Linked DNA regions of Homo sapiens: all the other regions are linked to region 3. The links are chromatin loops, found by intact Hi-C in ENCODE. Cell type or tissue: Calu3. All regions are shown on one strand. Region 1 has its middle 44 kb from the start of FGF2. Region 2 overlaps FGF2 (fibroblast growth factor 2). Region 3 overlaps FGF2 (fibroblast growth factor 2).

What was found. A loop is a pair of places that touch in the nucleus more often than their neighbours do. Peaks named below come from ENCODE experiments on the same cell type or tissue, not always from the same donor. Only the 100,000 strongest peaks of a DNase experiment are listed, where the experiment ranks them.
Region 1: it touches region 3 in a loop (2.0-fold over the local background); 2 of 110 quality-filtered maps call a loop at or near these places.
Region 2: it touches region 3 in a loop (2.1-fold over the local background); 15 of 110 quality-filtered maps call a loop at or near these places.

The regions. Positions count from the first base shown.
Region 1 is chr4:122,779,272-122,787,271 of GRCh38, reverse strand. No RefSeq gene overlaps it. Among named protein-coding and RNA genes, the nearest start is that of FGF2, 44 kb to the left of the region's middle. RefSeq lists enhancers at 1-718, 816-875, 1-1,188, 1,961-2,956. In Calu3, no CTCF peak of the experiment used is centred here; DNase peaks (open chromatin) are centred at 781 and 3,701.
Region 2 is chr4:122,830,169-122,838,168 of GRCh38, reverse strand. The region is part of intron 1 of FGF2 (fibroblast growth factor 2); the gene reads right to left. Among named protein-coding and RNA genes, the nearest start is that of FGF2, 7.3 kb to the right of the region's middle. In Calu3, no CTCF peak of the experiment used is centred here; no DNase peak of the experiment used is centred here.
Region 3 is chr4:122,894,848-122,902,847 of GRCh38, reverse strand. It overlaps FGF2 (fibroblast growth factor 2), which reads right to left. Exons shown (of 3, transcript NM_001361665.2): 3 at 4,612-8,000. It overlaps NUDT6 (nudix hydrolase 6), which reads left to right. Exons shown (of 5, transcript NM_007083.5): 4 at 5,170-5,224. Among named protein-coding and RNA genes, the nearest start is that of NUDT6, 24 kb to the left of the region's middle. In Calu3, no CTCF peak of the experiment used is centred here; a DNase peak (open chromatin) is centred at 4,217.

The DNA.
Region 1 (8,000 bases), 120 kb after region 3:
ATAAGTGAGAAAATAAGATGTTTGGTTTTCCATTCCTGAGTTACTTCACTTAGAATAATGGTCTCCAACTCTATCCAGGTCACTGCAAATGCCATTATTTAGTTCCTTTTTATGGTTGAGTAGTATTCCATGGTATATATATATACCACATTTTCTTTATCCACTCATTGATTGATGGGCATTTTGACTAGCTCCATATTTTTGCAATTATGAATTGTGCTGCTATAAACATGCATGTGAAAATATCTTTTTCATATAATGACTTCTTTTCCACTGGGTAGATACCCAGGAGTGGGATTGCTGGATCAAATGGTGGTTCTACTTTTCGTTCTTTAAGGAATCTTCACATTGTTTTCCATAGTGGTTGTACTAGTTTATATTCCCACCAGCAGTGTAAAAGTGTTCCCTTTTCACCATATCCACACTGTTATAAGTAAAGTTTTGGTGCCGCAAAAGAAATAGCACCCGAATATAAAATTTTCTTTTTAATTCTCAGCAAGGCAACTTACTTCTATAGAAGGATGCGGCCTTAACAGATGGAGCAATGGTGAGCGCACATGTGGACGAGGGAGGGAAAGGGGTTCTTATTCCTGACGCACGTGGCCCCTGATGCTGTGTCATTCCCCTATTGGCTAGGGTTAGACCGCACAGGCTAAACTAATTCCGATTGGCTAATTTAAAGACAGTAACAGGGTGGTGGTTTGATGGGAGAAAATGGTTATGAGGGGTGGAGAATGAGTAAGGGGAAGCAGGTAGCAGGTAATTGGAATGAGTCAGAGTGGAGCAGGTAATTGGAATGAGTCAGGGTGGAGCAGGTGATTGAAATGAGTCAGGGTGGAGCAGGTGATTGAAATGAGTCAGGGTGGAGCAAGTAATTGAAAAAAGTCCCTTTATAAGGAAGTTAAGTTTAAAAGTAGAAGGCAAAGAATTGAACATACTGACATATTGATTCTTTGAGAAGAAATTTAGAACTCATATCTAACATGCCAATCTCCTTTTTTTTTAAATTTCATTTTTACTATGGCGTTTCTTGCAGGAGTAAGGTGATATTGCATTGTGGTTTTGATTTACATTTCCCTGATCATTAGTGATGTTGAGCATATTTTTATATGTTTGTTGGCCATTTGCATATCTTCTTTTGAGAATTGTCTATTCATGTCCTTAGCACATGTTTTGATGGGGTTATTTTTTTTTTCTTGCTGATTTGCTTGAGTTTCTTGTAGGTTCTGGATATTATTCCTTTGTTGATGCAGTTTGTGAAGATTTTTCTCTCACTCTGTAGGTTGTCTATTTACTCTGATCATTATTTATTTTGTTGTGCAGGAGCTTTTTAGTTTAATTAAGCCCTATCTGTTTATCTTTATTGTTGTTGCATTTGCTTTTGGGTTCTTGGTCATGAAGTCTTCGCCTAAGCCAATGTCTAGAAGGGTTTTTCTGATGTTTTCTTCTAGAATTTCTGTGGTTTCAGGTCTTAAACTTAAGTCTTTGATCCATCTTGAGTTGATTTTTGTATAAGGTGAGAGATGAGGATTCCAGTTTCATTCTTCTACCTGTGGCTTGCCAATTATTCCAACACCATTTGTTGAATAGGGTGAACTTCCCCACTTTATGTTTCTGTTTGCTTTGTTGAAGATCAGTTGGCTTAAATATTTGGCTTTATTTCTGGGTTCTCTATTCTGTTCCATGGGTCTATGTGCCTATTTTTATACTAGGACCATGCTGTTTTGGTGACTATAGCCTTATAATATAGCTTGAAATTGGGGAATGTGATGCCTCCAGATTTGTTCTTTTTGCCTAGTCTTGCTGTAGCTATGCGGACACTTCTTTGGTTCCATGTGTATTTTAAGATTGCTTTTTCTTGTTCTGTGAAGAATGATGGTGGTATTTTGATGGAGACTGCAATTTGTAGATTGCATTTGGCAGTATGGTCATCGTCACAATATTGATTCTACTTACCCATGAGCATGGGATGTGTTTCCATTTGTTTGTGTGGTCTATGAGTTCTTTCAGTAGTGCTTTGTAGTTTTCCTTGTATAGGTCTTTCACTTCCTTTCACCTTCCTTGGTGTTTTTTTTGTGGTTTTGTTTTGTTTTGTTTTTTTCAGCTATTGTAAAAGGTTGAGTTCTTTTTTTAGTTTGTTGTTGTTGTTGTTTTAAGATGAGTTTCACTCTTGTTGCCTAGGCTGGAGTGCAATGGCGTGATCTCGGCTCACTGCAACCTCCGCCTCCTGGGTTCAAGTGATGCTCGTGACTCAGCCTCCCAAGTAGCTGGGATTACAGTTGCCCACCACAATGCCCAGGTAATTTTTTGTATTTTTAGTAGAGATGGGGTTTCACCATGTTGGCCAGGCTGGTCTCGAACTCCTAACCTCAAGTGTTCCACCGCCTCGGCCTCCCAAAGTGCTGCAATTACAGGCGTGAGCCACTGCACCTGGCTGAGGTTGAGTTCTTGATTTCTCAGCTTGACTGCTATTGGTGTATAGCAATGCTACTGATTTGTATACATTGATTTTGTATCCTGAAACTTTAATAAATTCATTTATCAGTTCTAGCAGGGGTCCCACTTTTGATGACATCTGTTAAAAGAGAAAACTTTAAACAAAAAGAAAAAAAATGTAGACAAATCAAATTTAACAGAGTTTAATTCAACAAAGAACAATTTGTGAATTTGGCAGCCCCCCACATCAGAATATGTTCAGAGAGACTCCAGTGTTGCCATGTGATTGGAGAGTATTTACAGACAGAAAAAATGTGACCTACAGAAAAACAACTGGATTGGTTACATCTTGGCATTTGCCTTACTTAAAATCGGTTTGAACAGTTGGCTGCCTTTGATTTGCAGAAACTTGGTAATGGTACAAGAATAGGTTGCAGTCTCTTTACACATCCAGTTAGGTTACAGTTCATCACTTGCAGAGAAACCTTTAGGGTGAATTTAAAATATGAAAGGAGGCACCTTTAGGCTAAACTTAATTTAACATGGCATTTAAGAAATTACTTCAGCTGATTTCTAGGAGCAGGAATTTAAAGGGCTAGGTGTGGAGGAGGAAGGAGGAAATTCACCAAGTGAAGCCAGATTCTGAGTTCATATCTCTGGTTGGCTCTAAAAAGATTTTAAACTCTTCTTTTTAGCTGATCATCACACTGGCTTCAGTTGCTGAAGGGAGGTCCCATTCACAGAGTTCTCACAGCCTTCATGGTTCTCAGAGAGGTCCAGGATGAAGTGCACAGGGCTTTTTTGCATGGTCAGGCTTGCACAGTGGCCAGATTGGTTTGGTAACATGTTTACTTTAATTGTAGGTAGCAGTGCTCATGTTTATCTTCTTCTCCAGACTGAAGCTTGTGAAGATCGCTCCAATGTCTCACACAATTTTAAATGCCCCCAGCAAAGCTTAGCACGGGGCTCTATTCACAGTGAACTGCATAATTGCTGTTTCTTTTTTGCATGAGACAGATTCAATTAACAGCACTGTCACATAGCTCCAGAAGGTTGCTGTGAAGTTGGGCCCGTTTGCTAGGATAGAGGAAGGCTCATTTTACTTTTCTCATTAGCTTATTAACTCCAAAGAAATTATCAGAATTTTACACTGCCTAAACCACAGAGGCTGGCCTGAGGAGGAAGTTTCAATGGGGTGAAAAGGAGATGATAGCAGCAAGACCTGGCAGGCACACAGCAAGGCGAGGGCCCTGGGTACTGAGGGGAAAGCACGGGCAGCACTAGCTGCCTCTGTGTCACTAGTTTGGCATCCTTGGCTCTGGATCCCTGGTGGAGCTAGAGTCATTAGGATGACAATAGCTCCTATTAGTGTGGACAGGAATTTTAGGAATTTTGGCAATGGCAACAGTGAGGAATGCGCATTTGACTTTTTATGAAACCTCTATACAGAAGAACTGACCAATACAGAGTGTAAACTGGCCAGCAAGCTCTAGCACAGTGCTTTGATAAACATTTTAGTCCTTTGAGTTACAAATTTTTCTAAGGTGTGTTACATATTTTCTGCCCTTTTCTTTTCTCCTTTCCTTTCCCTTTCCCTTTCCCTTTCCTTTTTGAAACGGAGTCTCACCCTGTCACCCAGGCTGGAGTGCAATGGCGTGATCTCGGCTCACTGCAACCTCTGCTTCCCGGGTTCAAATGGTTCTCCTGCCTCAGCCTCCTGAGTAGCTGGGATTACAGGCGCCCGCCACCACGCCTGGCTAATTTTTGTATTTTTGTATGTATGTATGTATGTATGTATGTATGTATGTGTGTATTTTGAGACAGAGTTTCGCTCTTGTTGGCCGGGCTGGAGTGCAATGGCACGATCTCTGCTCACCGCAACCTCTGCCTCCTGGGTTCAAGCGATTCTCCTGCCTCAGCCTCCCAAGTAGCTGGGATTACAGGCATGTGCCACCATGCCTGGCTAATTTTTGTATTTTTAGTAGAGACAGGGTTTCTTCATGTTGGTCAGGCTGGTCTCAAACTCCCAACCTCAGGTGAGCTGCCTGTCTCAGCCTCCCAAAGTGCTGGGATTACAGGTGTGAGCCACCACGCCTGGCCCAGACTTTGGCTTTTCATTTTTACATGTTTAATACACAAACTGTGTGCTTGCTGTAGTACCTCTTCTAAGCGGAACCCCCTAGGAATGAGACACAAACCACAGACCATACTCCCTGTGTCTGTAGGCATCTGACAATTTGTTCTTGTTTTCTTTACCTTCTTTTATACATACCCTGTTTCTCAAAAGAGGTTTTTGTTTGCAAACACTAAGAAAATAAATAATTTATCATGGCCACTGATTTCTTTCCAGTAAAATGGTATTTGTAACAACTCAAATTGCCCTGAAGTATAAATTGAGATTTCTATGGAATGCATGCCATTTTATGGAATTTTACTTCCATGGCAGTTTTAATGACAGCAACAAGAACAACAAAAGAAACTCATAATCATTAAAACTGAGGAGAAAAACTACTTTTTAGAAAATGGCATCTTTAGATTCTGTTTTCTGATCTTTTTTAGCACATCAGCCTCGATTGAGGGTAAAAATTTGCAATGTTGAGTACTTTTGTTAGTTTTACTGAAAGCCAAAACCAAAAATGTTCGTTTTCAACCTAACTGAACTTCAACATAGCAGTTTATAATTCCGACATAGCAGTTTTGGTTATTAAGAAAATAGTAATGGAATAAAAGAGAAAAATGAAAACAAAAGGAAAAAATCCGCATATTACAATGTGGCTTTGGTAATACTATTTGTCATATATTTGTATGATTCTTCGTATGTTTAAAAGTGCTTGCATATACAGTGTCTTTTTGATCTTTACAACAACCCTATCTACCGGAGAGTTTCAAACATGGAACCCAGAAGAAATAACTTGTTTAATTTTGTAACAGGGCAAGAAAAAATCTAGCTGGGAAAGGGATATCTAATGAAATGTTCATTTAGTGACAGTATTTGTTGTTGTTCTGTTTTGTTTTGTTGACTTGGGAAAGGATGTACTACAAACCTTAAGCTGGACTAGATCAGCTTGGCTAGGAACTTGTAATGGAAGGCTCATGATTAGCTCTAAAAGCGGGAACTGACATTGGTAAATGGTCCAATGATAGTCTCATGGAAATGCTGTTTGCTTTCCAACACTTAAAATTGCTTTTAAATCCCATGTTCCCCTAAACTGTTTATATTACAACTTCATCGAAGTCAAGAATCTTCTGAGCTTGGACAGTGTCCTTCTTTTTCTCTTTTTTAACTTCACTTTTCTTTTTCTTCTAAGTGTGTTAAGAAACTTCTTGCCATATTTGCTATAGATGAGAAGGAAAATACATTTTTCTCCTTTTTTTTTTCCTGATAATGGATCTGAATACCAGTTTTTTTTTTTTGTTCTTTCTGTGTAGATATTATTGTCTTAATCATAACAAGATACTATTACATAGTAATTATTAGGGAAGGTACAAAATATTAATTTGTGGTTTTGAGAAAAAAAGACCAAAACACAGAAGTTTCAGGATTGTCACTACTATTTTAAATCAGAAAACCCCTCTGGCTCCGCATATCAGAAACACTGTGAAGAGGGAGCAGCCAGCACCTGTTTGAAATTAGAAGGATGGAAAATGATGACAGTTTATTCTTTGTGATTTTCTTACATGTTTATTTTCAAAAAATCCCAGAAAAACAGAACAGAGAATTGAACTTATAAGGAAAGAGAAGCTGAATACAGGCATACCTAGTTTTATTGTGCTCTGCATTATTGTAATTTACAGGTATTGTGTTTTTTACAAGTTGAAGATCTGTAGCAACCCTGCAGTGAGGAAGTCTATTGGTGCCATTTGCCCAACAGCATGAGCTCACTTCATGTCTCTGTGTCACATTTTGGTAATTCTCATAATATTTTAAAGTTTTTTATTATTATTATTTCTGTTATGGTGATCTGTGATCGATGATCTTTGATGTTATTATCGTAACTGTTTTGGGGACACCATGAACCATGTCCATATAAGATGGTGAACTTAATTGATAGATGTGTGTGTTCCGATGGCTCTACCAACCAATCATTCCCCCATATCTTTACTTTCCTTGGGCCTCTCTATCCCTTGAGACACAACAATATTGAAGTTAGGCCAATTAGTAACCCTCGAATGGCCTCTCAGTGCTTAAGTGAAAGGAAGAGTTTCATGTCTCTCATTTTAAATAAAAAGCTAGATATAATTCAGCCTAAAGAGAGAGGCATGTCAAAAGCCAAGATAGCCCAAAAGCTAGGCCTCTTGTGATAAGCAGTTAGCCAAGCTGTGAATGCAAAAAAAAAAAGAATTCTTGAAGGAAATGAAAGGTGCTACTCCAGTGAACACAAGAATGATAAGAAAGCAAAACAGCCTTGTTGCTGATGTAGAGAAAGTTTGAGTAGCCTGGAGAGATCAAACATTCCCTTAGGCCAAGCCTAACCAAGAGCAACACCCTAACTCTCTTCACTGCTATGAAGGCTGAATGAGGTGAGGAAGCCGCAGAAAAATAATTGGAAGCTAGCAGAGCTTGGCTCATGAGGTTTAACAAAACAAGCAGCCTGTATACAATAAACGTGCAAGGTGAGGCAGCAAGTGCTGATATAGAAGCTGCAGCAAGTTATCCAGATCTAGCTAAGATAATTGATGAAGGTGGCTACACTAAAGAAAAGATGTTTATTTAGATAAAACAGCCTTCTCTTGGAAGAAGATGCCATCCAGGATTTTCATAGCTAAAGAGGAGAAGTCAATACCTGACTTCGAAGCTTCAAAGGACAGGCTGACTCTCTTGTTAGGGATTAATGCAGCTGGTGAATTTAAGTGAAAGCCAAAGCTCATTTACTATTCTGAAAATCCTAGGGCCCTAAGAATTATGCTAAATTTACTCTGCTTGTGCTCTCTCATTGGAGCAATAAAGCTTGGATGAAGCACATCTATTTACAGCATAGTTTACTGAATATTTTAAGTCCACTTTTGAAACTATTGCTCAGAAAATAAGATTCATTTAAAAAATTACTGCTTAAGGCCAGGCGCGGTGGCTCAAGCCTGTAATCCCAGCACTTTGGGAGCCTGAGGCGGGCGGATCACAAGGTCAGAAGATCAAGACCATCCTGGCTAACATGGTGAAACCCCATCTCTACTAAAAATACAAAAAATTAGCCGGCGTGGTGGCGGGCGCCTGTAGTCCCAGCTGCTCGGGAGGCTGAGGCAGGAGAATGGCATGAACCTGGGAGACGGAGCTTGCAGTGAGCCGAGATCACGCCACTGCACTCTAGCCTGGGTGACAGAGCAAGACTCTGACTCAAAAAAAAAAAAAAAAAAAAAAGAATTACTACTTAACTTAATGAACCTGGTCACCCAAAAGCTCTGATGAATATATACAAGATTTATGCATTCATGTCTGTTAACACAACATCCATTCTGCAGGCCCATGGATCAATAAGTAATTTCAACTTTCAATTCTTATGATTTAAGAAGTACATTTCCTAAGGCTATAGCTGCCATAGATAGTGATTCCTCAGATGGAGGTGGGC
Region 2 (8,000 bases), 65 kb after region 3:
TCTATGTCTCACTTTTCTCATCCTTTAACAGCTGAGGGTGTCTCTGTAATTCGTTATTTTTCAATCCAACACCTTCTGTCTATGTCTTTATACATTAGTACACTCAATTAAAACAGTTAACAAAATTATCTTCCCAATCTCACTTCAATTATACTCCCATTACTGAGTTCAGAGTAATGTAGATATATATAAATATGTAAGGAGAACTAACACTTAGAAACACATTCAAAATAGAATATTTCTCTTTTCACTTAGCTTTTTTTAAATAAATGCCTTACCCCAAAGAAGATAAGGAAATAATGTTAATAAGTCTTACATTTAAAGGTAAAATATGACTCGGAGAAAAGCTTAGATGAAAAGTTAACAGAAGAGGACCCACAATGCAAAATGCAAGATGATACCATCCCAGAATCAGAATTTCCAAAATCAAAGGGACCTTTTTCTCTTGAGTCCCCATCCAATTCAAGTAGTCATCCAGCCAGTGAGTAAATGACACCTCTCCCCAACACACAAACACACACACCCCATCTCCAAATGAGCCAACACTAGAAATAGCTATAAGACGAAAGGTCAAATGACACTTGGTAGAATAAAAAAAAAATCTAGGCAAGAAAAGTAACATAATTAATAGAAAAAGTAAGAATACATGAAGACATGCAGCAAGTATTGGATTAAAAGATATATAGCAGGCAGTAGAAAGATTATTTGCATTTCTAATTCAAAAGCAAAGTGTTTATCAAGTGATATGTTTCCAAAAGTAATTTTTTAAATGGAAGCATTATTTGACCGTTTTAATCTCTTCCATTTCCTATTGATGTAAGGCCACCTAAAAACTTATGAATTGTTTTCTATTTACAAAATGATTCAGCTTAGAAAGGAGTAGAATGAGACTGGTCATTCAGTAATTTCTCCCACCCACCCTTGCAGACATCACATCACAAAGACTGTGACTCACTTTGTCATACAATTTCTATCCTCTTAAGAGTTTTTCAGATTGTTGTGATGAATACTGGGTCATAAATCTGAATAAATTTTCAGATGAAACTATCCATGCCATTTCATCACAGCCCAAAATATTAACAATGGTACCAGACAGTCCCCAATACTAACTTTTACAATGATTCACTGGTTTTAGACCTGAGTAAGAGAGAGACACACTGACGTAAGGATTGAAGTGTCTGAATCAGGTATGAATTCCCAGGTCTGCGTTCCTTAATTAGAGTACTATAACCAGTTCTAGAACTGAGCATTAATGTTGGCTAGAAATATTAATATGTTACTTAACAGCTGAAAAGTTTCCAAAATAAAAAGTGATCCAACAAATGACTACGCTTTGCCTTTATTGCTTCCCTTGAATAATGTTAAAGGTGTTTGCAGAAAAGAACTACAGTGCTGTTGCATTCAATTTACCATTTTATATGCCTCATACTATAGTATTTATACTTATTTGAAGTTGTTGCCCATTCAACAAATATAGAGTGAACCTTTTCATGGGACTCAGACTGGTCACTCATTCAGCAATGAAGCCAAAAGGACCCTGGGATGAGTAAATTCAGCCTCAGACCCTCAGAATAGGAAAGAGTAAAGAACTACTGGGTAATGTGGTCTGGATTTTTTAAAAATAAAAATTTCTTGCCAGCTAGGAATTTCCAGTAAAACTGGGGGACATAAAATTAAAATACAACAAGCTATTAGAGAGAATTTTTAGATAGCACACAGAAAAGGAAAGATGGATACAGGATGATGTGAAAGAAATAAGGCCCAAAGCATGACTGGAAATGGGATAAGGTACGAGGACAGACAGGACATTTCAGCTTAAGGAAAACTGCCTGGTTAAAGGCTAAGATGACAAGGAAGACAGGAGACGTGAAGGGAAGGTCAGAAAGGAAGTTAAGAGACTTGGCTAATTTATTGAGTACATCTTCAATTTAACAAACATTCTTTGAGTGGCCACTGTGTGTGAGGATAGATGCAGCAAATGGGATCCAGTGCTTGCCTACAAAGAGTTCACAGTCCCAGTGCAGAAGCCAGACACATAAACCACTAACTATTACAGAAAGCATGAAGTTCTGTGTTCAGACTATGTACCAAGTATATGGGAAAACAGTAAAAACCATTAATTCTCCCTGGGAAGGTAGAGGAAAGTTTCACAAAGAAGTCTGTTGGGCTGGATCTTAAAGGATTTTTCCAGAGAAAGGTGAGGATGGGAGGAGTTGTGAGAGAGAAATTGATAAGAAAAAGAAGGATTTTTCAAAAACAAGAGTCACATGAAGAAAGGCCAATCATTGTGACAGTAATCGTTATGACACATTAAAGAGACTATAATTAAAGCACAGAGTGCTACAGCTTCAGGAAGGTATGGATGGTAAACAGTAAGAAATAAGGTAGGTCATGTTTAAGAAGGAAAGCCAGGTAGGTCTGGTTAGTGCTTAAAATTGCAGGAGAGTAGAGGTCATTAAATCAAGAGGCAGGGCAAGGAAATCACTATGGCTGGGAAACATTTTAGAGAGATATATACGAAAGAAGTAGAGAAAGGCATCAAAGACAATTCCATGGTGTCTAGCTTTGGAGACAAGAATAATAATTCACTACAAGCAGAAATTCAGGAGGAAAGGGTGCTAGTTTGAGAAAATGGTGTTAAGTTCTGTTTTATGTATGTTAAGTTGAAGCTATGGCAGTGTGTCTGCCCTCCAAGCAGTGGGAAATTGAGATGGGGAATCAAGACAGAGACAGAGACAATACATGATCTTCTGAAGGAATACAAGTACACAGAAAGAAGAGTAGAAGGCTAAAAACAGAACCTTGGGGGAATACAAATGCAAAAAAAAAACAGAAGAAAGTGGAAAAAAAGACAGTTGGATGGGCAAAAGTATAACCGCCTGAGGAGTTCTTCCAGCCTGCTGCACAAGGAAAGACCACAGCATTGCAGTAAAGAAAGAGTTTAATAAACACAAGGCCGGCAAAGCCACATGGGAGATAGAGTTAGTACTCAAACCAATCTCATCCACAGCTCATGGGATAGGAGTTTTTCAACAGCAGTTTGGGGGAAAGGGTGAGGATTGCTATGCAATGGGTGCTTACTGATAATTCATTGGGCTGAAGATGAAATAATAGGGGGTCAAAGTTGTCCTCTTGAGTGGAACCATTCCTGGGTGGGGCCACAGGAGTGGTTTAGCAGGTCCAGCTGGAGCCATGGGTGTCAGACATGCAAAAAACCTGAAAAGATATCTCAAAAGGCCAATCTACAATAGTGGTGTTATCTGCACCACTATTGGTGCACTAGTGGCAATCTATTAATACGTCTACACCTTAGCACAACTCAGATTCCTGTCCTCCCCTGAAGCCTGAGGGCCTTTCATTAGCTTTATAAAGGCAGTTGAGTTTTGGGGAAGGCTTATTATCCTTTAAACTATCTCCCAAAGTTATCTGGGCCTAAGCCCAGAAATGATTAAGGCAGCTTGAAAGCTAAAGGCAAGAGGAGGGGAGTGGGCTAGGTCATATCTCTGGCAGTGTCATAATTTTCTCAGATATAACTTTTGCAAAGGCAGTTTCAAAAGGAGAACCAGGTTGATGTGATGTAATAGAAGCCAAGGAATTATCAAGAAGTCAGAGGCAGACAATACTGCCACATGTCAGAGTAGCATGAAAAATTGGAAAAGGCCACATGATTAAATTAGAAGACTACTGGTGCTCTCATAAGAATGATTTAAGTGGAATACTGAGGGCAGAATCTAGAATTTAAAAGAGTTCAAAAAAAGAAAAGGAGATGATGTAGAAGAACGTACTGATTCCAGGATATTATTCACAAAAGAAAATAAGAATGAAAAACAATGCACAGCATACCTGAGAAAGTTTTATATTGCATAGTGAGACAGGACAGCCAAGTATAAAGGGGTCCCTGGAGAACCTCCAAATGGCCTGCACACTGGGAGAATGGGGTGGAGCCACAGAAGTTCACGCCCTTTGCAGGGAGGAGACTGGTCTCTCCTGTTCGGGGTGGTAACTTGGGAATCAATCTGTGAGATGGGGGCCTGTTAATATGAACCCCTATTGCTTTGCTGTGTTGTTTTTCCTTTTTTCTTTCTGACCAATAAATTCCATAACCCCTCACCCTCCAAAGTGTCTGTGAGCCTAATCTTTCCTGGGCGTGTGACAAGAACCAGGATTTTCCTACAACAATAGTACATGATAAAAATCTTAAATACTTTTAAGGAAATCAGAATTCCCAATAAAAGTTCTAAACAATTTTTCCTGAAAAATGATTCATCTTTCTCTAGATTATTCTAAGAAAAACTAATAGCCAGTCTCCAAAATTCCGAAATGTTTCCCAAATATAACTTTGCTATATATAATTATCTTCATTTAAAGATTGACCAAGTATCTAAACACAGATGTCAAGACACCAAGAAAACTGTAAACTTTGACCAAGCTTTATACAGCATATGCCTCATGAGTAGTTATTTCACAGCAAGTTCCACAGAGAATGTTTTCCTCATCAGCTGACATTTAGTGAGCACTCTCTGAGTAAAAAGTACTGAGCTTTTTATGATGTTTATTTATATAAAGAAGTCATGGTTCCTACCTTAAGGTGCCAGCATCTTAAGGTGCCTAAATTATGAACAGAGAATAATCTGTTCACAGAATGCAGCCAGATCATTACTACTCTGTACAAATTTCTTTTAAAAAATACTTTTTTCTTGGCTAATTTGAGTTATCATTTAATTACAAGTTTTCATTATAAATTAATGTATAGCTTAATTATAAATTAAACCAGGATCATTCCTTTCAATTGTTCAATTATATCTGGAACATACACTTAATATTCACATAGCTTCTCTTCAATTTTTAAATCTCCAAAATACCTTGAAAATCTGTGAACTTTTCATTTCAGAATTCTATTGGATAATTCATCTTAGAGGTTAAATTGCAGAAGTCAATAGCTCTATAAAAATACAAATACACACATACACACACACACACACACACACATCCATTATACATTTCTGTAAATGAGTAAGTATCAAAGATACACCGGTCAAGTCAAAAGTCACCTTGTGCAGGAAGAGTGACAGAAGACAGCTGGATGAGACATAAACACTGAATATTGGCTGTCTGTTGCCTCCAGGCCCTTCCAATTTCTTCAAACTAAAAATATTCTGAAGGTGTTTAGAATGAGACTGGTCTGGCTTCTAAGAACCACAGTCTATGGCTCAAAGGGTGAGTTCCCCTGGAAGTTGCCACTTTTCTTTTCCTCCTCTCCTAAATTCCTGTGGCTATACATAACCTAGCTTAAAAGGCCTTGTTGGCGGTCATTATTAAAGGGAGAAAAGAGAAAGCAGGAGCTAACTGAACAGTGGATACAACAAGGAAACACTTAAAATCACAGTGCCATAAGTGCATTTTCTAATGATCCAGCTAAAACTCTACACTGATAATCATTATTCCAAATTATTATGCAAACAATCAAGCATTAACTATTTATTGAGCACTGACAATATACAAATTAAGTACTAGACCAGATCCTAATTTCAGAGCACAGAAAAGGACAAACTCAAAAATAAAACAGAACAAAATACATTTGTTTGGACAGAATATCCTGATGAGGTTAAGATTTGTGCCCCAGGCTGGGCACGGTGGCTCACGCCTGTAATCACAGCACTTTGGGAGGCTGAGGTGGACAGATAACCTGAGGTCTGGAGTTCGAGACCAGCCAGGAAAATTCATGGTGAAATCCCGTCTCTACTAAAAATGCAAAAATTAGCTGGGTGCGGTGGCAGGTGCTTGTAATCACAGCTGAAGCAGAAGAATTGCTTGAACCCAGGAAGGAGAGGTTGTAGTGAGCTGAGATTGTGCCACTGCACTCCAGCCTAGGTGACAGGGTAAGACTGTGTCTCAAAAAGAAAAAAAGAAAAAGATATGTGCCCCAAAGATACAGATTTGCCTTGCTCCGTTTCATGGTCATAGACTTTTATCCCATGCCAGCCTTCTTACAGACGTGTGCTACGGGACATAGGGGCCCAAGTAGGGTATCTGGAAAATCAACAAACACTAGAATTGGAAAAACAAGCAAAGACTACAGCACATGTGTAATTACCAGCTTGTACAGGCATCTCGTGGTTTTAAAATAGTAGTTCCAATAATGTGAGACCTTAAATTGTCTTTTCAACATCACTGATGATGAGTTCTCAGAATCAGTGTATAGATGAAGAAAGTCAATTTTATGCTTATGATATTTAAAGAACCGTTCTTGTTTTGTTCATTACATCTGTAACATTTTATTTTCTAATTAAACTTTAAAATTATGTCCTTCCACATAAAATGGCATCATAAATCAAAATGAGAATACTTAAAACCCAATTGTTACACCATTGTCAAAGTCTAATTACATAACGGTCATTTTATAAACAAATGAAACCCCTCAGGGCATGTCATGAGGGGATATTGCCTTTTCTAGGCTGAAGTCACTTGGCATCAAACTCATCTTAAAAGGCTCCTAAGGTGTGGTAATATCTATGACTCATGAATTGTCCTTTCATTGCTGTACTGATTACATGATTTCCAAGATTAAATGAGCTATTAGATTCTGACTTCATTTGTTTACTGCACCCAATATTTATTACAGTAAATATCACGTTCATTAAGTAAAATTATTGCTATCCACTTGCCAGATATTACCAAAGAGAGGTGGGGGGAGAGAATCTAGTACGTGTATTATTAAATCAATGGTTCTATTTACCCCAAAGGCAGTAGTGAAGAGATGGAAAGGTGGCTTTATCCAAAACCCCAGGAAATCAACCTGAGGCACCCGTAAACTAGTAAGAACTCTTCAAAGGGGCTAGCAGCTCACTACCCTGAAATGGAGGAAGCCTAACCAAAGTGGGGTCCAGCAGGGCACACTCTATGGTGGAATGAAGAGCGCACTGAGGCTGAGGGATGGCAGGAAGAGAAGGCAAGGGACCAGGTGGTAAGAAGCTCATTCAGGATAAAAAAAGAGGAAACCCACAAGTGAACTTGAGTAATTGGTGACTTTTCTGAGCTTCAGTATCCTCTTCTGTAAAAAGAGATGGGTAAACCAGAAGGTCTGAAGCCTCCCTTTGATTTCACAAGTCCATGTTTTTATGCTTGGGGTTGCATGGAACACATGCAGTAGCAAAGAGCCCAGGGGTCAGGCCCACCTACAAGCCACCCCTGCTCCACACTGGGGTGGGCAGGTCTGCCTTTCCAAGTCTCAGCGTCCTCTGGAGCCTGCAAGCAAAGAAGTGTGGCACACAGGCAGTCACCTCCTGGGAGAAGCCCAAGGGTAGATACAGTACTTCTAACTACTCTCATTTTTTTTTTTTTTTTTTTTTTTTGTAAATAAGAGCACCTGGAATAAATTGAATACTAAGTGTACATAAGCAGCATACATTTCACTTACTATACTCTACCACATGTTGTACGTGCTGCTTGGGATAAAGTGTTCTCTCTTCTGAATGTTTTTACACAGCTTGCTACTTTAGAGTACATACTTAATATTATCCATTCCCACCGCATTGAAAGAGGCCTGCCAAAAGTTAAGGATGCCAAAAGAAAGGCAGGAGTGCAGCGCACATGCTGGAGAAGGAGAAACTCTCTAACCACTTTTAACATCTTGTTTTTATCAAGACTCTCATGTCAAATGAAGATTATTCCAGGACTATGAGAAAAACGCCAGAAAATGGGCCCTTTTGAGTGCAAATTCAGGAGAATGCCCAGGTGTGAAGCACAGTTGACCTTCAGCAACACTGAAAAATTGGAAACATTTGTGTTGTGTCATCTTCTCCTACCTCTTCTTTTAGAAAATTTTCCTCTCTTTCCTACCTCACAGCTTCCCACTCTGCCTCCTCTTCCCCTGCACCTCTCCAGGACCCCATCATTTATATCACAGTCTTCAAAGCATCCCTCCCCAAACTCCAGTCCTTCTGGCCAGCTTTTGGGGAAGAAATTGCACTCACAATTTAATCCATACTAAATGTTAAAAT
Region 3 (8,000 bases):
CACAAATTCAAACACATATCTAAATTGACATTCACATGTCCTTTCTCTTTCCCTACACACATATTCCAGTCCTTCATCCCTACCCCAATATTTTAGGTAATAAAGGACCTAACAGTGACTTAAACCCATAAACTGGGTGTTCAAGAGTTAAGGGTAGGGACCCATTAATTCATTCACTGAATATTACTGAGTTCTTATACATACTCTGCTGTATACACTGTTCTAAGCACTAGGTACACATCAGTGAACAAAGTAAAGTTTCTGCATAGGGAGCTTACATTCAAATGCATAAGATACAAATAATAAAACGAATGAATATTATATAAGGTGGAGATGTGTTATTAAGAAAAATACATGGTGCACTAAGCACTAGGTATACATCAGTGAACAGATGTATAGTTTCCACATATGGAGTTAAGCAAAGTTTCTACATATGGAGCTTACATTCAAATGTGTAAGATACAAATAATAAAATGAATAAATGTTATGTAAGGTGGAGATAAGTGTTATTAAGAAAAACACATGGTGCCAAGATAAAAAGAATGACTGGGTTTGCCATGTACATTATGTTCGGTATGCCCAATATACATTAACTTCTTTATGCTTGCCATATACATTAACTTCTGTATGCCCAACACCTAACAAGCAATAAATTTCTATTGAATGAATGAACAAACTTATGAGACACTCTGTGGTAGCTTCTGTCTCATTGGTAACAGTGATAATATTGTATCTAATGAGATTTATCTAAATACAGTAGGTCTGAATTATAAAAGGCGATAGGATTATTAAAGACTAGAACAATGAAAAATAAAAGATAACCAAATTTCTGGCATCTGACCAAGTTGGAGTAAAGACAGAACAAGAGGGTCACATATATATGAGAACCAAAGGGAAAAGGCTAGCAGGTCTGTGCCCTTGCTCTGAGTTCTGGAGATATGGCTGAAAGAAATTAGTAGTCTTTTAAGGGTTGTGTTTATACAAACTTCTGGTTAGGATTTCAGTAGCCATGCCTAGGGAAGGTCTTAAAATGAATCCTCTGCTTAGGAAAGCAGATGTCTGTGGAACGGGGAAAACAGAAAAAGAATCAGAAAATGAATCATTCCTTTCACCCATTCTAGAAACCCTCAAATAAACGAGTTTATCTTCAGGATAAGTTTTCAAAGAAATAGTGGTTTTAAACTTGAACATGCTTTAACAGAGAAAGTATCTTACATTCTGTTAATATCTCTAAAAAATGCATCAGAAAATTTACCCTTTCTTAGTAGCCAAAATGATTATTTCTTGGGCTAGCAATTTCTAACAGTGGGGAAGGAAGGATTGCAGAGTGATAAATGAGACCACCCTTACATCATCCACACTGTCTTCTGTTTTCCATTTACTGCTACACACACACAAAGAACATCAGACTTGTAATTGGCAAATGTATAGGAAAATTGTCATACCATTCACCATTCCAAAATATGATGGAACTAATCTAAATATGGTTTAAAATCACATATTTTTATAAGTTAAAAGGATACTATACCTTTTGTAGTATGTGAAAATCAGATATGCTTTAATATGGTTAAAATCACATATTTTTATAAGTTAAAAGGTTACTATACCTTTTGTAGTATGTGAAAATCAGATATGCTTAAAGGAACTAGACCTCACCAACTCAAAGCAGGGAGGGGTCATATATGTGAATGTTGAGTAGCACCCAACAAAGCAGCTAAGCACAAGAGCATTTTAGAATACTTGTTTCACAAGAGAGTGGAAAGTTCCTTTTTTGAGATTAGGAAAAAAAAGGATCATGGAATTTTACACTTGAGGCATAGAGATATCATCTTCTTTTATAGGAAGGGAGAACAAAGATGAAAACATAATCTCATAGGCTACATTTTCAAAACCAATCCTCAGTAATTTTTTTGCCATAAAACAATATACTGGAAAGAAAGAATAATAAAAGATCACTAGCTAAGAAATAAATTCCATGCCAATCAGAACATTCTAGATGGGGAAATCACAAGCAACAGATAGATACAAAGACATTTGGCACTAAACTGTAGTCCACATTCGTGAGCCCTGGAAAAGTGTAAGTCTAAGACACAGAATCTAATTGGATTTACATAGAATGTTCCAATTAGGTCCCAGGAAGAGATTAAAAGGTATATGAAAAAGCAGTGGACAGTCACTAAGGATTAGTGAGAAAATATCAAATCGACTTTTACAATTTCTTAAAAGATGGTTAGAACCAGCCTGCCTGGATTTTAACACTGAGTTTATCACATACTAGATGTGTGACCCCAGTCAAGTGTTTCATCACCTCTAAAGTGGGAACAAATTATAGCCTCTCATGGGAGTATTGTGAAGTTTAAATGTGCATAATTCTTATACAAATATTTAGCATAGCATAGGAGATTGGTCAGGGTGGTGGGAAAAATTGTAGAAAGATGCAAACCTTCTTGGAAGGCTGGAAGGTTTACAAAAGCTTCGGAAAAGGATTTCCGAAGGAAAAAAAGGAAGTTTAAATGTGCATAATTCTTATACAAATATTTAGCATAGTGTAGGAGATTGGTCAGGGTGGTGGCAAAAATTGTAGAAAGATGCAAACCTTCTTGGAAGGCTGGAAGGTTTACAAAAGCTTCGGAAAAGGATTTGGATGAAGGCAGCCAGATTCTCTTACCTGGTGCCTGAAAGCTTAGTTTAGGTAACATGGGGATGTAAAGAACCTGATCTAGGTAAGTTAACCGTTGGCGCACAGGACTAATCTCTCTGGGGCAGTGGTGGTGGGGGCCGGGGGGGGGGTGGCGGGGGTGCATGACCATGTTAATTACCCACAACTGTGTTGACTCAAGGCCTTTGTCATTAAATCTGTACTGAGTAAATGCCCGCAGCACTGGCTTGTCAGGGCCGTGGCTACTGCAACTCTTTCTATGAGTGGCCCAGTCCCCAGCCTGCTCTTTCATTGGATATCTGTGATCTGTGCCTGAGTGCATTTTTTCATCCGTCATTCAGTCAGAGACTGTGGGTCAGACCTGGCATAGCGTCTGGGGTCTCACTCTGTTGCCCAGGCTGGAGTGCGGTGGCACAATAACTCACTGCAGCCTTGAACTCCAAGGCTCAAGTGATCTTCCCATCTCAGTCTCCCAAAGTGCTGGGATTACAGATGTGAGGCACTGTGCCCAGCATTAGTATTTTAATGTTGTTGTTATATTGCCAAACACAGCTAATGGGAATTGTTTGATATAAAGAAAAAAAAGTGGGAAGACATGCTCATCTCACTACTGATCATATCTAGGACATTAACTAGATTTTTCACAAACCACATAGCTTAGGACTGTCTACTGCTTAAGACTATACTCAGGCTCAAACTTTTTTAGGGGAGAAGTAAGCATTTTAAAAACCTAAGTGGTGCCATAAAATGTCACAAAATACTTACCAGCATAAACATATACCTAATATTTCCATATAAAAGGTTTATGAAATAGTCAAAATCAAATTTGTGTGAGCTGTTTTCAATCCTTATGTCTAGCATTTTCCCCCTTCTAATAAGTTCATCTCCAGATTTAATTAACAATCTCTAATCATTTATGGTCAAAGATTTTTAAAGTTGACTTTTATTGTTTTTAGGAAACATTGGTCTGCTCCATTATAACTTTTCTTTTGTTAGAAACAGAACTTGCAGGCTGGTTATGGTAGCTCACACCTGTAACCCCAGCACTTTGGGAAGCCCAGGTGGGAGGATAGCCTGAACCTCAGGAGTTCAAGACCAGCCTGGGCAACACGGTGAAATCTCATCTCTAAAAAAAAAAAAAAAATTAGGTGTGGTGGTGCACACCTGTAGTCCCAACTATTCAGGAGGCTGAGGTGGGAGGATCACCTGAGCCCAGGCAGGTCAAGACTGCAGTGAGCTCTGATGGTGCCACTGCACTCCAGGCTGGCCAGCAGAATGAGACCCTGTCTCAAAAAGTAAATGGAATTTATGGTGGTAAAGTTCAACATCTTGTCAAGACAAAGACTGCATAGTTTCTGGAGAAATAAACCTTCTGGGAATATTTCCAAATGGAATCTAGAAGACAGTGCATTGATATAGAGGTATATTTACAGATATATTTCTACATTAATAAAGTAAAGCATAATATCCTTTATAAATTAATGTCAAGCCTAGCCCAGACACTGAAAGCCTGAATTCTGTACCCACATAATCAACAGTCTATGGAAACTCTGGGAACCATGCCACTGGTCTCCAACCTAGCATAGTTGAGAAATGACACATTCTTTTAAGAAGCATTCATCCAGGAAATGAGTGTGTCACAAAGCAAACCAGTAAAAGGACCATAACTTATTTTATGAATGAAGAATATAGGGTACTAGCCAAAGGTACAGCTCCCTTATGAGTATGTTATAATTTCTCATTCTTTTCTTTTATCACGTGATGGATAGATAGAACTCTAACAGGAAGAAAAGTAATCATGTCAGCCATAAGAATATTGTCCATGTCATCTCATAATTGTTTTTAATCCATTTTTCTATATTTATCCCTATTCCAAGATCAGATCTTTCCACCTGCCCCTCCCCAACAAAAAAAAAGAAAAAAGAATTCATAGACAAGAAGACACAAAGAAATGGGAGACAAGAAAACACAAACTAATCAATTTTATTCATACTACTCATGAAAAGCAATTACATTTTTACATAAAATCATTAACACATACAATAGAAATAATAAGAGTAATACATCTGATTAGAAATACAATATAGGAAATAGATTTTAAAATAGCATATTTTAGTGATGAAATTTATATTTTCTACTTATTTATAGCAGCATCTGTAAGATTCTTCTATCTGTTCATAGTTAACTAGCAGCAAAATATTTTAAATTACAGAAATTCAGTAGATGTTTCCCTCCAATGTTTCATTCATACAGAATGTATCACGTTAACCAAACAAAACCACTTATATTTCCTGAAGAGAAAAGGTGGGAAAAGATTTCATCAGTTACCAGCTCCCCCAAAAAAAGAAGAAACGAGGGAGAAAGGATGGAAGCTAGAAAAATTTTGCATGCAATTACTAAAAAATATATTCTCAACCACTTTGACCAATTATAGGTGGATTTTGTGAAATCTACATATGTGTGTGTTAGTGAAAGTTATGTTAACTTTATTTTCTGACTTTATACTGCAGTTGAAAAATATGTGGAAGTTTCCAGGAGGCCTGTCAGAGCCTGAAGAAGATATTGGTGTGTATCTTTTATATTTTTAATTGGCTTAAAAATGTTGAGGAAATTAATGTGTTTACTTTCTTGCTTTATAGCTAAGAATAAAAATTTAAATTTTCCAATTTGTTCCGACTGAGTCTGAACATTTCAGAAATTACCTCAGAGCTGATATAATTAGCAGCATAATTTCTAATATTACAGTTTATTCCATTAGTAGAAATAATATCATTAGGAACATACCACCTATTCTTCTGTTTATGACTGCTTCTGGATTAATCTGTCTGAAAATGAGAAGCTTTGGATATACATCAGTAAAGTTTAGCATTAAAGGTTATTTTGGATACGACTAATATTGTTGTTGGAATTAAACTATGAGAAAACAAATTCCTGACCATTCCATCACAGAGGATGAATAGTAGCCTTTAAATGAACTTTGAAATAAATATAATAAAGTCAGTTATAAAGCAGTGATTATATAATTCTTCACTTTATGAAAATTGTATCTACTATTTATTTTTAATAGTCAGGTAGTCAAAACATAGTAAAATGTCATATAAGAAAGTCTCAACTGAGAAATAATCCCCTAACACAACTTACTGAGCTCAGTATTTAAGACAAGGAAATATAAAATAAGCTAAGAATTATTTATGTCACTGATTTACAGGAAATCGAAAAATAGAAACCAAATTTTCCTACCTATTCCTTAAACTATTGGATCAAATTCAATGTGTATCATGACAAATCAATGTATTTGTTTGATACCAATATTATTTCTCCATGACCTTTTCCTTAATATGCATGTCCCCTATTCTATTTAGCCAACAATGATATTAAGGCAATTTTCTAAATTGTCTTTAAATATTTTATTTAAAAATGTCCATGTACTTAAAGCTTGATTTTTAAAACTTTTACACAAATCAAAATACCATACATACATTATATAGCCAACTCGTAACAATCCATCAGAAAATGGATTGCATTAAGATATATCTCTAGCCAATCTTGGTTTCAGGTACTTATTGACCTTTTGCTTAGTTTATGCTTATTCTTCTGTTGATATAAAAGATGATTTTGTAGTGGTGTGAATGCTGAAAGAGAAGGCCATTTGTTCTACAGCCTAATTCTCTCACACTATCCACTGGTGCCACGTGAGAGCAGAGCATGTGAGCTAATTAAGCTTATGTTTTGCAGCCTTACCCAATCTATATTGGGCAAAAAGCAGTCTGCAGGTTTGCAAGGCTTCCTCTCTCCTGCATCTTGCCTTTTCAAATAAATTGATTTTTTTCATGTGAACTCTTATGGGTCCTCTGAATTTCAGCTGTACTTACTTGTAGATGTAATTGAAGAAAAACACATTTCCAAGCCAAATATATATAATTTCAGGCCTAAGTATACTCCAGAATCCTTCTTAAAGTCCAGATGATTAAAAATTCACTACCTTTTTTTCTTTAAAAAAAAAAAAAGTGCTTGTGGTTGTCACAACAACTCACCTACCCAGAGATCATATATGCCTCAGTCATGTGGAATTAAGAAGAAAAAAACTGCCGTTGGCATTAGCCATACTTCCTAAGCTTAGTGTAAATTAAAGCTTTGCCTGAAAATTCATAAAACCCTGAAAGCAGCTAGAAATGAAAACTGACAGTAGAGGTCTGAAAGACTATGTCTATATGAAGGCATTTCTAACTCAACATAAAACAAAAGATATTCTTAATGATGAAGCTGAATCATCTAAGAATTACTGAAATTATTTAAACTCTGTATTTAGGAAAACATGCAATGTACTTTAGGAATACTGCCATCACAAACAGTTAAACATTTATATTGGCTCAAACAGTAAACCCTAGTTAACTGGGAAACACATTTGTTTGAACTCCTTCATTCTTTCATAATACTAGGTAAATGAAGAATTGTTATCCATAGTGTTTTTTAAATATCAAGAGGGTCATATAGAAAATAGAATGCAATCCTCAAGGCTTTTGTATAAAATAATACCCTAAGAGTATAAAGGTATCCACAAGATTAAAATTGACAAACTGCCTTCTTAAAAAATCGTATTACCACTGGCAGGAAGAGTATCTGCTGCATTAGCCAGAGAACTATAAAGCAGCTGAGCCTTATCAGAGATCATCAGTGCACTAGAGTCAGAGGGAAACACCAGGAAAACCCACATTCTGCAGATTATTTCCCATTATATTTTATTTCAATCTAATTCTATTATTAAATATAACAAAATAGAAATAACAAATATAAACTCCATTTCATTATTGTCCTGTAACTAAACAAAACAATACAACATATTTAAACATATCTCTTCATCAGCAAAAATAAAAACAAAACCTCTTAGTTTTTCCTATGTTCTTCAAACCTATAAAACAGCAAATGTTATTTCAGTTTGGCTTACAGTATATTAAAATAATAAAAAATACAACAGAATAAAGCACACTATCTTGATTAAAAATTTCAATTCATCTTGAAATCCTTGGGGAAGAAATATCCATCTTGAGGTGGAAGGGTCTCCCGCATACTCTGGAGACAAAAGCACTTATTTGCCCATTCAATTTTCAGTCAGTTAGTGATTCAAGTTAAACTGATCAAAACTACTCAGGCAGTGCTGATTTTCAGTCAGCTGCTATGGTGACTGCTGAGCAGGGCAGATTTGCTCACTACCCCCATCCAGTGCTTCCACGACATAGAAACAGCATAGATCATGAGCTACATGCCGAACTTTTGATTAGTGGTACTAAGAGCTAAATAGGATCCCCATAATTTATTTTCAAACATAAAGAATAAAAATGGA